Linked DNA regions of Homo sapiens: region 1 is linked to region 2. A link is an interaction called in ENCODE POLR2A ChIA-PET data of the cell type or tissue named here. Cell type or tissue: MCF 10A. All regions are shown on one strand. Each heading gives the region's core, and the rest is flanking DNA. Links, peaks and the distances in the headings are about the cores only. Region 1 holds the start of DDR1 (discoidin domain receptor tyrosine kinase 1). Region 2 has its middle 43 kb from the start of C6orf15.

Region 1 (8,327 bases), core at 101-8,100, 180 kb after region 2:
CTGCAGGGGTTTCACTGGCATGGGCAGAGGGGTTGGAGGGGAAGTAGAGGTCCCAGGAGCTCCTCTCGGGGCAGCTACAAGTGTGCCAGGTGTGCCAAGTACCTGCTGTGGCGGGCGGCAGTGGAATCTGACCAGGAGCTGGAAGCAGAGATGTCACTGTCTGGGATGGTCCGGTCCTGCATGCCCAGGGCATAGCGGCACTTGGCTGAGTAAAAAGCAGGCATGTAACAGGTCAAGGCCCCCAACTCTCTACCTCCCAAGCCCTGGCCCTCAGGGACCCATGATTCAGTCTCCTCACCAGGATCAAAATGTCCCTTCATGTCAGCATCTCCACTTGCCACCAAGAGCAGCAGCAGTAAAGATGACAGGGCCTCTGGTCCCATAGCTCCTGATCCCTCGGGCCTAAGGGGGTGGGGGCAGCATCTCTGCAGGGGATAAAATGGGTGGTGCGTAAGTTAATCAGGGGACTGAGTCATAGCTGACAGCAACAGACAGAATGGGCCGCTTTGGGGATAATAACAGTAAAACAACAACAACAGTCATTGTTTAACAGCATCAGCTATATTTTTAGAATGCTTCCCCTGTGCCAGACACTGGCCTAAACCCTTAAACAGAATCCATAATTTTATCTTCACAGTCACTTCATAAGGTAGATACTATTACTATCCATATTTAACACATGAAGAAACTAGGGCAGAGATCAGTTAAATAACTTCCTAAAGCCCCATTTCTCCAATCAGGAATGGGCAAAATATCCCCATAAACAACGGCTTAGAACAAACAACAAGTGTGCAAAAAATGTTTATAACACATACAACAGGAAAAGGTTTAATAACTACAATAAACTAAGGCCCCTTAGGAACTGACAAGAAAAAATATATAAGTAACCCAATAAAGAAACAGCCAAAGAATGTGAATAGTCATTTCACAGAAAAGCAAAGCCAAATTGCCAACAAACATTTTTTTTAATGGTCAAATTCACCAGCCTCAGGGAAATACCAAGCAGACTGACAAGATATTTTTTTAAGGCTGTAACATATAAAAGTGGTAGAAAGTGATGAAAAGGGAGGCACCATGCTCAATGGCAGAAATGAGTGTTATCTTCTATTTGGAAAGCAATCTAGCAATGTCTATTATAATTAAAAATGCACATCCTCTTCGACCCAGCATTCCCTCGAGAGAGAAGCACCAGGAAGTAAGAACATATGTGCAGGTCTGGGTCTGGTGGCTCATGCCTGTAACCCCAGCACTTTGGGAGGCCGAGATGGGAGGATCACTTGAGGCCAGGAGTTAGAGACCAGCCTGGTGAACATAGTGAGACCCCATCTCTTTAAAAAAAGTGAAAAATAAAAATAAAAAAGAAGATTTCAAAGATGTTTATTATGGTACCTTTTGTAAGACATAAATCTGTAAGATATGTGAATGCCCACAGGGGACAGGCTGGAATTAAAAAAAATAAGGTTTATTGACTACTATGCAGCTATGAAAAGTAACAAAGAGGCAATATATTCCTAACTTTGTGTGATTTCCATGTATATCTGTTGAATATGAAAAGCAAGCAACAGAAGTATAAAAAATATCCCACCTTTTGAAAATAGAATAAACAAGCACCCATGTTTGTATATATACCTGTGTGTACGTCTAGAAGGAGAGAATATATAATAGAATATAACAATAGAATACAATATAACAAGAGTTAACATGAACGGGGCAAAAGAAAAGCAAATTTAAAAAGACAGGTTGATTGTACTATTTTTCTAAATCTTGTAACATAAATGCATTTATGTAAAATCATAAGATATGTAAAAGAATATGAAAATCATTTTGACTTTTAAAAAATAAATATGTCCCAGGAAAGGTTGGGCAATTCCTTGTTGAGGATATGATAGAATTAAACATCAGATAAGCCTGGACCAGCTCACCCTGCTGCCCTCCCACATAGGAGTCCAGAATTCTAAGAGAAGGGCAGAGGGGACCCCAGCACCTTCTAGTCTTACTGTCCCCTATAGCCCTCTAGGCCCAGGGTGGTCCCTGGACCATCAGCAATACCTGGAAGCATGGAAGAAATCAGAATCTCAGGCTCACCCTTGACCTGCTCAATCAAAATCTGCCTTTTAACACAATTCCCAGGTGACCTGTGCCCATTAAAGTTTGAAAATCCCTACTCTGTTCCTCAGGCCCAGGAAGCTTACCCCACATAAAACTATTCTAAATGGCATCTCCTTACAAACCCAAGTAACTACTCTCCCCTCCCCTGCTGCAGGAAAAGCTATCCTAACCTGTACTGGTCTCAGAGCCCTGTACTGAAGTCTCCAGGCCCTGGAGTCCTGAGGGACTCGACTGCCACCTCTTATCAGGTTCAGGGCATCTTGGGCCCAGTTATCCCTGCTCTGCCTTCCTGAGACCCAGACATCCAGTCCCCCCAGTTCCCACTTCCAGAAGGTGGCTGCCTCTGAGGGACTGAGGAAAGGCTGAGTTGCCTTGGAGACGAGGGCGGGTCTAAAGACAAGGAAGGCAGGTCACCCCAGGAGGTAGGAGGAGTGGGGGATACTCCCCCATCCCTTTGTCCTCCTCCAGCTGCTCCCACAATGCACTAGGGCAGGAATGTAAGAGGCAGCTGAGACCCCAGAGCTCTGAAGCAGCAGCTGAGGGGGACGACTGAGTTGTGGGGGGCACTCAGAGGCTAGAACCAGAAGGCATCACGCCTGGTCCCTTAGGGTCCAGCGCCGGGGAGCAGGCTGCCAGAGTCCCAGGAGACTGGCTTGGAATTCCTGGGTGCCGCTCTCCAACCCCACCTCTCTCGGGAACAGCGGGGCTCTTGTTCCCCTAAGTAACCTTCATGCCTATCCCAGATGAGTCATCAGAGCCACACAGAGCCGAGAGGAGCCCGGGGCAGAGATACAAAGGCAGGCAGAGGATACGAGGCAGGCGGAGACAGAGCGAGAGCCACAATGCAAGAGGTAAATAGAGCAGGCTCAGAAACACGGGGCACAGAGCCAAGCAGAGGAACACGGAGAAGCACAGAGACGTCTGGGCTGTCTGTTCTCCAACACCCCCAGTCACCTCATCTCTCTCCACTGGGTCTTCAGTCCACAGTCAGAGACCCAGAGGGCAAGAGAGGACAAGCCCAGAAGACCTTCCCCAATCCCACCCCCTTCCACTCCATTACAACCAAAGACAAACCAGGGGCCAGGCCACCCTGCCTCAAGCCCTTCACGCTCCTCTCCCAACCCCCAAGTCCCACTCAGACAACACCCACACAGCTCTGTACACACACACACGGTGAAACACACAAACTTACTGAACTGGCTGTAAACAGCGAGGCTAAATGTGGCATGCACACACCCACCTCTCAGTGTCCCTGACAACCCTCACAGAGTTTCTGAGACAGAGCAAACACAGAAGCTCATGCATACATCAACCCGTCCACACCTTGGCATTCCTTCAAGTCCAACCCCATCGCTCAGTGAATAGCCACCTTCAGACACCTGTGAACATGAAATGACAGACACCACATGCTCCTGTGACCAAAAGACAGCATGAGACACACACACCCGGGCCCTTGGGCACAGGATCCCCAGAGAACTGGGGCCCAGCCTCTAACACACATGGGTGACCAAGCCAGAGGGACGTCGAGGGGGCAGGGAACAGGTGGGCGCTGGGTGGGAAGAGTGGCAATAAGGACAACAGCCTTTCCCTGCCTTTCCACTCACTCCCCTTTCACCTGTCTCCACCACACCACTCAGTCCTGGACACACCTACAGGCCCTCAGCAACAGCCAGCGAGCTTGGGCGCCTGCCTCTGGCTGCTGGAAGCGCTGGGAAGAAATGTTCAGCCAAGAGCCAGGCATGGGGGGGTGGGACCCTGAAGCTGGCGCTCACCGGCAGTGACATTCTCTCATGCCAGAGCTAATTGACCATCCAGCCGGGAAGAGTGGTGTCACTGGTGGGTTAGAGTGGCAGTCCCTCTTTTTGCTGGACTGTGACCAGACTGACCAACTGGGTGTTGGCTGAGCGGAGGCTTAGCAGTTAGATGCCCGCAGGGACTGGCCAGGTGGAGGGCAGGCGATAGATGAGCTGACTCAGTGGGGCTGCACAGGAGCACCTCCTCCCGGGGCTCAGTTCCTCCGCACTGAGTGAGAGGGGACTTGCCTCAAGGCTGGAGGCTCAAAACTCTTTCTGGGAGGTCACGGGCTTCACCTCCACCCAGTCCCCGCCCCCGGTTTTCAGACGGTATGCCAGAGCATCGGGGAGGCGGGCAGGGAGGCTTAGAAGAGCTGGACGACCAAGCATGGCTCGGGACGTCCTGCCTCCCCCGCCCCTCGCCCTGCAGGCGCCGCCGCGCGCCCCCACCCCAAGAGCCCCAGGCCTCCGCCCGCGGGTTCCGCCGCCGCTCTCCCTACCTCTCATCGCTCTTCCCGGCAGACCCAGGCGTCCGACCCGGGAGCGGGGCCTCTTCGGCGGCGGGGCGAGGGGCGGGGGAGGCGGAGGGAGCCAGGAGCCGGGAGCCGGGAGCGGGAGGCGCCGGCGGGGCTCGGGTGTCGGGAGGCGGCTCCCGAGAGCAGCTGTCGGGGGCCTGTTCCGGGGAGAGGAGCCAGGGCTGGGGCGGCTCGGGCCCAGGCGCCGCCTCCCCCTCGCCTCGGCTCCCTCCCTTCCTCCTCCCGCTCCTCGCTCCCCTCCCTCCCCTCGGCCTTCTCGCCGCGCGTTCGGGCTCGCAGCCCTCCCTTCCCCCTCCCGGACCCAGTAGTCCCAGTGGCTCCCACGCCCGGCGCCGAGCTCCAGGCCCCGCGCCCGCCACGCCCACCCCGCGCGCTAGCGCCCGGCCCGGCCTCCCCCAGGTAACCCGCCCGCCAAGCCCGCCTGGGCGCTCCCAGGCCGCCCAGCCGCCCGCGCCGCTGCCTCCGGCCGGCTCCGCGCCCAGCCCCCTCCACCCACTCGCAGCCCACCCCCGCTTCCCCAAACGAGAACCTCCAAAGCTGGCGCCCCAGGGGGCTGGCTGCAGTCCCGCTCAGGGCCCACGAGGGGAAGACGCCCCTCCTACTTCTGGGATCGGTTCCTGGTGGGAGAGGCAAAGGGGAGCAGCCCCAGGGCACAGAGGAAGAAGCAGGTTCCCACAGGCTCGGCCCAGCCCAGCTGCGGGAGTTAGCCCAGAGAAGGGAGCAGAGCTCAGGTCTCAGGGCTCACCTGTCCAGCCAGGCCCCAGACTGCTCTTCTCCCTCCACCAACCTTTGCTCCTCTCTCGCAGCCTGTGCGCTCCCGCCCCTACGACCCAACCTGGAAGGCCCCAGACCCTGAAGGCGGGCCCACTCTCTTCTCCTTCTCCTCTCAGTTCCTCTCTCTGAAGGGCGTTCTAAGGGACCCGGGGGTCCAGACGCCCAGGCCCTGATTCCCCTGGGCTCCCAACGGAGTGGAGTGGGAGGGGGACTCAGGAGTCCTCAGGGCAAGCCTCCCTCAGGCCCAGCCAGCTCTGGCCGTAGTGGGCCAGAGGGTCTGATCACTGGCCAGAAGAGGCCAAAAATGAGGCCAGGACAAAGTTGAGTGGTCGGGAGGAGGAAGAAGAGGAGCAGGAGAAGGATGGAGGCACACTGAAAATCACACACAGTCAAAAGGAAGGGGACCAAGAGACCCAGGGAAGATGAAACAGTGAGACTGAGTAGGCAAAGCAACTGAGAGAGCTACTGGGCAGAGGATGGAGCGGGACAGAACAGCTTGTGGTGGGAGGTGCTTTTTCCCCACTCAGCACTACCTCAGCCCCTCACCTCTCTCCACACCCCCACACCTGCTCACCACCTAGACAATGTCACGGTCACAGGAAGTTCTCGCTCCACTGCACATCTCCGCCCCAGGAACCTCACAGTAGATAAAAACATACCCTGCTTGCAGTCCCAGACAACAATCCCAAGAAAGAAACACGAAGTCCCAACCAGACAAGTACACAAAAGCACTACCAGGAAGAAGCTGGCCCTTGGGAAAGGCCGAGGCACACATGGGCACTAGTTCAGAAGCCCAAGGACGTTCCAACGGCTGAGGGACCTGCTAACAGACAGCCCCAGGGTCACTCGAAGAGCAGCTTCTTCCCGCCTTCCTGTCCCACCAAGCCCCCAGGGATTCATTCCCCCAGAACACCTACCCCTCCAGAGAACAGCAGCTGGGGAATCTAGGCCCAGGAGACGCTGGACTGGGGGTGGGGCCAGCCTGGGGGTGGGGCCAAGGCTTCCCAAGTCACCTCACCTGGCAGCCCACAGCCCCTCCTTCCAGGAGCTGTGCTCTGGGAAAGCCCCAACAGGCCTGCCAGGCAAGCTACAGCCCGTCATACCCTGGTGGGACATTCCACACCCCAGGCCCACGCTGACCCCAGCTAAGTGGCATGGCAGTGCCAGACAGAGGGGTCCACTGGGGAGAGCAGAAGGAGCTAGAGAGTCCTGAAACCTTTGTCCCCTCTTCTCACTGCCTCAGGAGAAATTCCTAGTGGTGATGCCCACCTCGCCCCAGCTCTAGGCTGGAGGAGTGGGAGGGATGCAAGGCTGGGGCCCAGTGGAGTCAAGTGACAACGGAAAGGGAGCTGGAGCCAGCTGGAATGCGGGACTCGGAGCCGAGATTCCCAGGGGCCTGAGAGGGAAATCCCAGCCATCCTGGGGCCCAGAGAGCAGCACCAAAGACCAAGAGGGCCTGATTACCCATCCGTGGTCCCCAGAGCCCATTCCACATCTCCTGCATCACTCCGAACCCCAGAGGCCCCCTGTGTCCCTGAGAACCCCCAAATGACCCTCTACCATCCCCTCCCATCCTGGGCTTCCCTCCCCTTCAAGCCAGTGGCAGCCTGCTGCCCAGGAAGGAGAGGATGGGAAACAGCTGAAAAAATGTGAGGAGAGGCACGTAGGAGAGGGGAGAAGGCAGCTTCAGGCCTGCAGACCACCTGGCCACAGGAGGGAAGCCCAGCACGACCAGCGAGCGAGAGGACGGACCAGATGGGCCCCCACACATACACTAGCTGCAGTCCCCTTCCGGGAGCTGCAGCTGCCTCTGGAGGAGCAGGCTGGGTCAGCAGCTGGGGAGAGTAAGAAGCGACGGGTGGGGGGCAGGGTGAAGGAGTGTACAAGGCTTTGGGTGTGAGTCAGACCTGATGCCACTGAATAAACTGGAAACTGAGGCCAGGGAGCGAAGGAGGAGATTGAGATGACGTAGCTCTGGGAGAGAGATGAAACAGCTCAGCTGTGGTTGGGGAAGAAAAGGGCAAGGGACCAGAAGAGGGAGAGGAGGCTGATGGTCAGATGGGGACAATGGTGAGAGAATTCCCAGAGAGACGGAGATGGACTGAGGTCAAGGCCAAGGAGACAGGTCTGAGAGAGGAAAAGGAGGATGAAGACAGGGCACACACAGCAAAAGGTGGGAAGCCCCAGGGGCTCAGAGGAGGAGACTGAAGTTTGGGAAGAAAAGGGCTGAACTGGATGAAGGAACTGAAGTGGACTCGGGAAGGAAACAGTGTTGGAAACAAACTCCTAAGAGAGGAAGGCAGGGAACTGAGGAGGCTTGAGAGCTGGGCAGACAGATCAAGGGGACAAGAAGCAAGGACAAGGGAAGAAGGGGCTGGAGTGAAACAGAGAGTGGAGGGAAAGAGGAGGGAGACTGGGGCGCAGAGTGTGAAGCTAAGGGACACGGGGAGATGAGAAGTATAAAAGGCTGAGAAAGGAAGAGGCACCTGCGGGACAGATGGGGACATGAGGACCAAAGAGAGAATCTAACCTGTTTCTGGACAACGGTCCCCCTTTGGGGACACCCTAGTCCCTCAGCCCATTCACCACACCATGGCACCCAACTCTATTCCCTCTCTTTCCCCTCCTCCCTGCCAGGCTCTGGGCCGCTCCCCTCCTCCCAACACACCTCCAGCCTCCAGCCGGGGACCGCCTGGTCCCTGCCCACAAGGGGAGGGCCCAGCTCCAGTGCCCACTCCTGCCCTCCCAGTTCATCTCTGGCTTCCCCCCTCTCACCTCCAGCTCAGGATTCTCTTAGGTCCCAGTCACCCCAGTCTCAGGCCTTTGGGGTCGGGTCTGGGGCTGCCAACGCTGCCTGGCTTTGTCCGAGCGTCCGGGGCCCCGGGCCCAGGAGGAGCAGCTGCCCGGGCCAGCTGCGGCTGGCTTCAATGTGACCATGGCAACCAAGTCCCGCTCCCCTCACCGAGCCTCTAGGCCCCCGCAGAGAGGGACTGAGCAGCCTGGCTGTGGAGAAAGGGAGGGGAGGCTGAGAACTGTGAAACAGAACCAAAGGGAGACCCCAGACAAAGAAACCCCAGACAAAAGGAGATGAAGGGAGGCAGAGGAAACAGAAAGC
Region 2 (8,327 bases), core at 48-8,047:
AAGCCTGCCAGTTTTCCCTGCAAATTTTGGACTTGCCAATCTCCACAATCGTGTGAGCCAATTCCTTAAAATCTCTCTCTCACCTATATGAGCTCCTTTGAGTGTGTCTTCTCATCTATATGAGAGAGAGAGAGAGACAGAGAGAGAGAGGTTTTAGTTCTGTTTCTCTGGAGAACCCTAATACAGTTATGGTTTCATTTTAAAACATTTTTTTCTAGTCTTTTCTTTATACCTAGGTGGTTGTTGTTGTTTAGGTTTTTGTTTTTGTTCTTTTTGAGGGGTTGTATTTTATTGTCACCAATTGCATATATAATTGTGTGTTCCTTAATTCCTTATATTTATTTATTTATTTATTTTTGAGACAGTCTAGTTCTGTCACCCAGGATGGAGTAAAGTGGCGTGATCTCTGTTCACTGCAACCTCTGCCTGCCGGGTTCAAGAGATTCTCGTGCCTCAGCCTCCCAAGTAGCTGGAATTACAGGCACCCACCAACCACGCCTGGCTAATTTTTGTATTTTTAGTAGAGATGGGGTTTTGCCATGACCTCAAGTGATCCGCCAGCCTCGGCCTCCCAAAGTGCTGGGATTACAGCATGAGCCACTGTGCCTGGCCTTTAATTCTTTTTAAATAAATTATTATGACACTATTGTCTTCTTTGTTAATATAAGTTTTAATAAAAGTCACTTAAGTGGCTTCCCAATGATGCACAAAGTACATAGTCTATAATTTATAGTTTTTACTGCTAAATGTTTCTGCTGCTTCCAATATTTTGTTAAGATAGTAAACTGTAATGCACTTTTTTTGTTTATAAAGCTTTTTACACAATTGAGAATTGGATAGATTCCCAGAAATGAGATGACTGCATTGAAGTCACAGGCTAAGAGACACAAAGAGAACAGCAGCGACCCGCAGCAAGCTGGGCCAGAGGCTCCAGAGACTGCTGTCGAGGCCTGCTGGGGAGGAAGCCATGGCCAGTGGGGGGGCCACGAGTGGGCACAGAATCCACCCTCAGCTCCCACAGCTGCCCTCAGCCTCATGTTTAATCAGGCTCCACTAAAGACCTAGGGATAACAGAAGAGAATTCCAGGTACACTTAAAACTGGAAATGAGACATGGTGCTTTCAGATTTCAGAGGCCCACGCCCCTCCCTGTATGCACTTGCTACAGGAGGCTTCTCTGCCTCACCTTTAGCACGCTCTGAGTTTTGGGGGCCAGCATAACTCCCCAAGATAGGTGGCTCCCTTGAGTGTGCCTTCACTATGCAAAATACAGGCTCCCAACTCTGTTCTTGTTCTGGTTCAAAGACAGCAGGAAGTTTCCCCACTCAATCCAGCTTGCGGCCCACCTACCTACCAGTACCTGTGTTCTTTAGGATGATTTAAAGTGAGAATGAGCTACTCTCTGGAGGAGAAACATCCCAACCTATGGCCTGTGACCTCAGTGCCTTATGACCTGTGAGAGAGACTACATGTCCAGCAGAAATATACATGTATTTCTCTGTGAGAGAGACTACATGTCCACAGAAAGCGAGCTCCGTGTAATTTACAAAGTTCTAGTAGTCACATCAAAAAGGTAAAAAACAACAGGTGAAATTAATTCTAATAGTAAATTTTATTTAACACAGCATATCCAAAATATTGTGATTTTGACAAGTAATAAACATAAAAATTATTAGTGAGATATTTTACTGTTTTTGTACTAAGTCTTTGAAATCTCATGTGTGTCTTGCACTTAAGAGCACATTTGTATTTGGACTAGCCACACTTCATGTGCTCAGTTGCTACATGTGGCTAATGGCTACCATGTAGGACAGCACAGACTTACTGCACAGCTTACCTGAGGAGATCCTAGCAATAAATACTTGTCTTGCATCGCATGTGTCTCAAGAATAAGTTATTATTATTAATTAGTTTTTTTTCCTTGAGATGGAGTCTTGCTCTTGTAGCCCAGGCTGGAGTGCAGTGGCATGATCTTGGCTCACTGTAACCTCTGTCTCGTGGGTTCAAGTGATTCTCCTGCCTCAGCCTCCCGAGTGGCTGAGATTACAGGTGCACACCACCACGCCTGGCTAATTTTTGTATTTTTAATAGAGATGGGGTTTCACCACTTTGGCCAGGCTGATCTCAAACTCCTGCCCTCGGGTGATCTGCCCTCCGCCCGCCTCCTCGGCCTCCCAAAGTGCTGGGATTACAGGCGTGAGCCACTGTGCCCAGCCAAGAATACGTTATTTAGTCTTGAATTACAGATTTCATTGAACATCTACAGATCAGTCTATGACGTCCTTAACTTGCTCAGTGGAGCCAGTTTTCCCCATTCCAAGATGAAAATATGGACAGTACTAAGACTGTTCTGATCTCTCTTAGGTCCTGTAGTTATTTTATATTACCAAACACAATGCCAATTCAGAAACTCAACGTTTAGTTCCAAAGGTAAGTCTCCTTTCCTCCAGCAAGGGCTTTGCAAGGATGGGAAGATGAGAAATGGGGAAACAGGTCCTCAACATTATGCATCTATCCTTCTTCTCCTGTCTTGCTAATGGTGGTTTCTAACCCTCCAAGGTTGAGTAGAATGGGGAAGGGTTGGGGGAAGGAGTGGTCTGGGGCGTGGAGCAGGCACGGTTTGCAAGAGGGCTTTGCATTCTCTGGGACTGGTAGGGGCTTACAGGGGATTCCTCCTCCTTGGGTGCTTCTTCCGAGACCCCTCACCCCTAATGCCATACAGTTGCAAATGAGGATTTCTTTCCACGATTTATTCCTCCCACAGCTCATAGGAATGCAGTAATCACTTCAGCTTCTCTCTGCTGAGGCCTGTTGATGCCTGTAGGTGGCCACATCAGACAGGATTAGCTCGGCTCCACATCAGCTCGCTTCCTAGCATGCCTCACACTAGTCTGCTGGAAATACTTACACAGCCTTGCCCTGAAAACCTGGGATACAGGTCCCCAGTGCCTCCTCCTTTCCTACACTCCCACTCCCAGGGCAGAAAACCAGCCTGTCTCCTACCATGAGGTCTGCAGACAAATGTCAGATGCCAGCCCATTGCAGTCTGTCCACTGGGGAGGGGGAAGCTTTATGCAGGACAATAGGAAAAAAGAGTGAAACTATTCTGAATTAGATGTTTATATACATAAAATGATATTGCTTGACACCTGAAGGGAACAAGAAAAACTCTGGAGCTTTCTTGATCTAGTGACATGAAAGAAAGATGAGGTCCATGTGCTGTGGCTCATGCCTATAATCCCAGCACTTTGGGAGGCTGAGGCTGGAAGATACCTTGAGTCCAGGAGTTCAAGGCCAGCCTGGGCAACATGGTGAGACCTAATCTTTATTGAAAAAATAAAAATAAAACGTAGCAGGGCATGGTGGTGCATGCCTATGATCCCAGCTATTTGGGAAGCTGAGGTGAGAAGATTACTTGAGCCAGTGAGATTAAGGCTTCTATGAGCCATGATCATGCCACTGCATTCCAGCAAATTAAAAAAACTTAAAATTTTTTTTAGGCTTGACTTGAAACTCAGAGACCTTGAAAAAGAAAGAAAAAGAAGAAGAAAGAAAGAAAGAAAGAAAGAAAAAAAGAAAGAAAGAAAAGATGGGACCATTGGTCGCCATGGACACTGTTTCCACAGCTACTTTGCTATTTTGATTGTCATTGCGTATTGTTTGAAAGACTCTGCTATGAGAAAAATATAACTATTTCTCAATTTAACCGTGATAGACTATAAGTAGATAAAATAAGGTTGAGACAGATTAAATAAACTATTAAGGGGAAGAACTAGACTAGAACCCAGGTTTTCTGGCTTCTTATCTGGTGTCTGTTTTCACTCTGAAACTCACTTAGGGTCACGGACTCACTGACTCACAGATTCAGTGTGACAAAGATAATCAGAAACCAAGTCACTGTAACAAAAGCCCCCTAAAGACAGGACACCAGCTCACTGCTGTATCCTCAGTGTTGACGTCAGTGTGCTTGTCCAATAATCCACACTTAATAAATGTGAGTAGAATGAGTGAATTAATTAATTAATGGTTTAGTTGTTTAGTTTGTGAGGGAACAAGTATCTGAAAATGTTAAATGAATCACTGAAAGTCATTTATATATATGTGTGTGTGTATATATATACATATATATATATATATTTTTTAAATACAGAGTCTTGCTATGTTATCCGAGCTGGTCTCCAACTCCTGAGCTCAAGCAAACCACTCGCCTCGGCCTCCCAAAGTGCTGGGATTACAGGTGTGAGCCACCTCACCCTGTAATATAATATAAATGCCGAAAGTCATTTATATTTTATAGGTTGTAAGACATATATTTATTTTCCCATTTATCATCTCTTGAATAGGGATGCGTCTTACAATCAATGGCGTGTCATAGTTTAACCCGCTGTGTTTTCCTCTTAGTGCTGCATGAAATAATGGTATGTTTTCCGGCAACGGAGCTTTAGATGCAATGAGGAGCAGCAGTTGTTTGTGGACATACGTTGTGTCTCATGTCAGTGAGTGCAAGGAAAGGGGGAGGTGGGGGTGACCCCGTGGGATGCAAAACAAGTCAACTTCTCCAGGCCCTCAGAAGTGGCGCTCAATCTCCAGAGAGGCGCCCATCTCGCAGAGGGCCACTACCCGGTCATTGCCACTAGGGGGCTACCAGACATTTCATCAGGAAGACACAGGCAGTCTTTGGGCCTCTCTTCCGACCAGGCCATTTGTTGCCATGGATATTGTTTCCATAGTTGCTTTGACTGTCACTGCATTTCCCCTGATTATCTGTTTTTGCATGCTGAATATATACTATAATCCAATCTTCATCCTCATCAATTTAACAATTTTATCATATCTAGATTTTTCAAATGGCCAGTTTTCATCAATTGTGACGTTCATGGCATTTGACTTTGTTAGTGAGTTCTGCTTTTGCAGCCCCTGTGTTCCAGTATACAATACTGCATTATACCTCAGCTCACTTCACAAATTGGGTATCCACTGCAAGCAACTAAGCACAAGTAGTGAATACTAATCCAAATGAAAGAATGGGTCTGTTGTGGTGTTAGCGCAAGAGAAAATTCCTCTGCTCCATGGTGCATTAGTAGTAGCTCATTTTGCTTGCTGCCCCATTTGATTACATTGTTGGTGGTAAATATCACTGCTGAAAGTTCCATGAATTTCTTAAAGGTCTCCAAAGAAGATGTGGAACATTGAAGCATTTCACAACGTTTGCATGTACATGACAGCAATATTCATTCGCTTCTGCCAGGCACCTTGAAGGCAAAAGCTATTTACATGGCTCTCCACTGTGTTCTCATAGCCATGCACAGGCTTATATGTCCTCTGCAAAGATGTGATAGATGATCAAAGGAAACATCCAGTCTCCTCCCTCTCCCTCTCCCTCCCCCTCCCCCTCCCTCTCCTCCCCCTCCCCCTCTCCCTCTCCTCCCTCTCCCTCTCCTCCCTCTCCCTCTCCTCCCTCTCCTCCCTCTCCCTCCCCTCCCTCTCCCTCTCCTCCCTCTCCCTCTCCCTCTCCCCACGGTCTCCCTCTCCCCCTCCCTCTCCCTCTCCCCACGGTCTCCCTCTCCCCCTCCCTCTCCCTCTCCCTCTCCCCGCGGTCTCCCTCTCCCCCTCCCTCTCCCCACGGTCTCCCTCTCCCTTTCCCCACTGTCTCCCTCTCCCTCTCCCTCTCCCTCTCTCTCCACGGTCTCCCTCTGATGCCGAGCCGAAGCTGGACTGTACTGCCACCATCTCAGCTCACTGCAACCTCCCTGCCTGATTCTCCTGTCTCAGCCTGCCCAGTGCCTAGGATTGCAGGCGCGCGCCGCCACGCCTGATTGGTTTTCCTATTTTTTTGGTGGAGACGGGGTTTCGCTGTGTTGGCCGGGCTGGTCTCCAGCTCCTAACCGCGAGTGATCTGCCAGCCTCGGCCTCCCGAGGTGCTGGGATTGCAGACGGAGTCTCAATCACTCAGTGCTCAATGTTGCCCAGGCTGGAGTGCAGTGGCGTGATCTCGGCTGGCTACAACCTCCACCTTCCAGCTGCCTGCCTTGGCCTCCCAAAGTGCCGAGATTGCAGCCTCTGCCCGGCTGCCACCCCGTCTGGGAAGTGAGGAGCGTCTCTGCCTGGCCGCCCATTGTCTGGGATGTGAGGAGCCCCTCTGCCTGGCCGCCCAGTCTGGGAAGTGAGGAGCGCCTCTTCCCGGCCGCCATCCCATCTAGGAAGTGAGGAGCATCTCTGCCGGGCCGCCCATCGTCTGAGATGTGGGGAGCGCCTCTGCCCCGCCGCCACGTCTGGGATGTGAGGAGCGCCTCTGCCCAGCCGCGACCCCGTCTGGGAGGTGAGGAGCGTCTCTGCCCGGCCGCCCCGTCTGAGAAGTGAAGAGCCCCTCCGCCCGGCAGCCGCCCCGTCTGGGAAGTGAGGAGCATCTCCGCCCGGCAGCCGCCCCGTCAGGGAGGGAGGTGGGGGGGCAGCCCCCGCCCGGCCAGCCGCCCTGTCCGGGAGGTGAGGGGCACCTCCGCCCGGCAGCCCCGACTGGGAAGTGAGGAGCCCCTCTGCCCGGCAGCCACCCCGTCTGGGAGGTGAACCCAACAGCTCATTGAGAACCGGCCATGATGACGATGGCGGTTTTGTCGAATAGAAAGGGGGAAATGTGGGGAAAAGATAGAGAAATCAGATTGTTGCTGTGTCTGTGTAGAGGGAAGTAGACAGGGGAGACTCCATTTTGTTCTGTACTAAGAAAAATTCTTCTGCCTTGGGATGCTGTTAATCTATAACCTTACCCCCAACCCCGTGCTCTCTGAAACATGTGCTGTGTCCACTCAGGGTTAAATGGATTAAGGGCGGTGCACCATGTGCTTTGTTAAACAGATGCTTGAAGGCAGCATGCTCGTTAAGAGTCATCACCACTCCCTAATCTCAAGTACCCAGGGACACAAACACTGCGGAAGGCCGCGGGGTCCTCTGCCTAGGAAAACCAGAGACCCTTGTTCACTTGTTTATCTGCTGACCTTCCCTCCACTATTGTCCTATGACCCTGCCAAATCCCCCTCTCCGAGAAACACCCAAGAATGATCAATAAATACTAAAAAAAAAAAAAAAGAAAAAGAAAAAGGAAACATCCATGCCACCTCCTTTCATGGGTAGAAGGTAGAAGCTGAAAAAGTCTTCTGGGTATGGAAACTCACGAATACCTCGAGGCCAACTTGGTTCAGGGTTGCTGCCTAAAAAACTCTGGGTGAGGTCCTGAGTTGAAAACAAAACATCTCTGCTTGTGTTCAATTTTCAAATTCTTTTGAGGGTGAGGCCTGAGAAGTCGCAAACATCTTAAAAAGCAGAACTCACTAGTAAAGGCAAATAAATGCCATAAATGTCACAATTGATGACACGTTCCCTACCATCCATCACACACACAAGAATGTTTTTTCTGTGTATCCACGACTTGTTTTCAGACTGGGGGCTCCTCAAGAATAGGGACTGTGTCTGGTTTTTCTTGCTTGGCTCAAAACCCAATACAGATTGGAGGAAAGATCCGAGAGCCTGCCATTGCAAGCCTAAAGAAGAGAAGACTGAAGGATAAAAGTGTTCATACCTGTGAGTGATTTTTGTAGAGACAGTGCAGAACAGTTCATCACTTGAGATTCAGTCCAAATGAGATAAAAAGTGAGTAATCCTGGAGCCAGGAAACCTGAGTTTAACTCCCTCACCCCCCACCCCTCCCTGCCACTTACCGTTAAGGAGGTTTGGGGACAATTTATTTAACTTCTCTGAACTTCAGTCTTTGCATTTCTAAGACAGGATGGTTCTCCTACCTCACAGAGGTGATGTGAAGATCAAAAGAATCCACATATGTGACAGCAGCTCAAAGTGCCCCACAAATATGTCACAAGTCTCCGGTCAGTTACCCTATCCCTTGGGAAGCTTTCCAGGATCTGCACAGGCTGAATGAGATCCCTTCTCTGGACTCTGCCCGAAAGCATTCCTTTATTGTAGCACTTAGCATGTTGCACTGTAATTGCTGGTTTTCTTGTCCTTGAGGGTAAGAACTATGTCATTCACTTCTGTTGGTTGGCTGCCTCTGTTCCCAAAAGAATTCCCAGCACCATACTAGACAGTTACTAAAGGAATCCTAGGCCAGGTGCAGTGGCTCATACCTGTAATCCCAGCACTCTGGGAGGCCAAGGTGGGTGGATCACAAGGTCAGGAGTTCGAGATCAGCCTGGCCATCATAGTGAAACCCTGTCTCTACTAAAAATACAAAAATTAGCCGGGTGTGGTGGCACGCGCCTATAGTCCCAGCTACTCAGGAGGCTGAGGCAGGAGAATTGCTTGAGCCTGGGAGGCGGAGGT

The links. ChIA-PET counts read pairs that join two places held together with the same protein. Peaks named below come from ENCODE experiments on the same cell type or tissue, not always from the same donor. Only the 100,000 strongest peaks of a DNase experiment are listed, where the experiment ranks them.
Region 1: POLR2A ChIA-PET joins it to region 2 with 30 read pairs; 3 of 35 experiments call an interaction of 5 or more read pairs at or near these places.

What each region holds. Positions count from the first base shown.
Region 1 is chr6:30,880,786-30,889,112 of GRCh38, reverse strand. It overlaps DDR1 (discoidin domain receptor tyrosine kinase 1), which reads right to left and starts at 4,594. Exons shown (of 18, transcript NM_001297654.2): 1 at 4,403-4,594; 2 at 299-425; 3 at 103-205. The coding sequence starts at 383. RefSeq lists enhancers at 2,187-2,693, 3,709-4,216, 4,286-5,059, 7,494-8,327. In MCF 10A, for the core only: no CTCF peak of the experiment used is centred there; DNase peaks (open chromatin) are centred at 2,892, 4,682, 5,062, 6,212 and 3 weaker places.
Region 2 is chr6:31,065,355-31,073,681 of GRCh38, reverse strand. No RefSeq gene overlaps it. Among named protein-coding and RNA genes, the nearest start is that of C6orf15, 43 kb to the left of the region's middle. RefSeq lists enhancers at 1,672-2,635, 2,636-3,600. In MCF 10A, for the core only: CTCF peaks have their summits at 2,807, 4,423 and 4,624 (motif pointing right); DNase peaks (open chromatin) are centred at 2,841 and 4,651.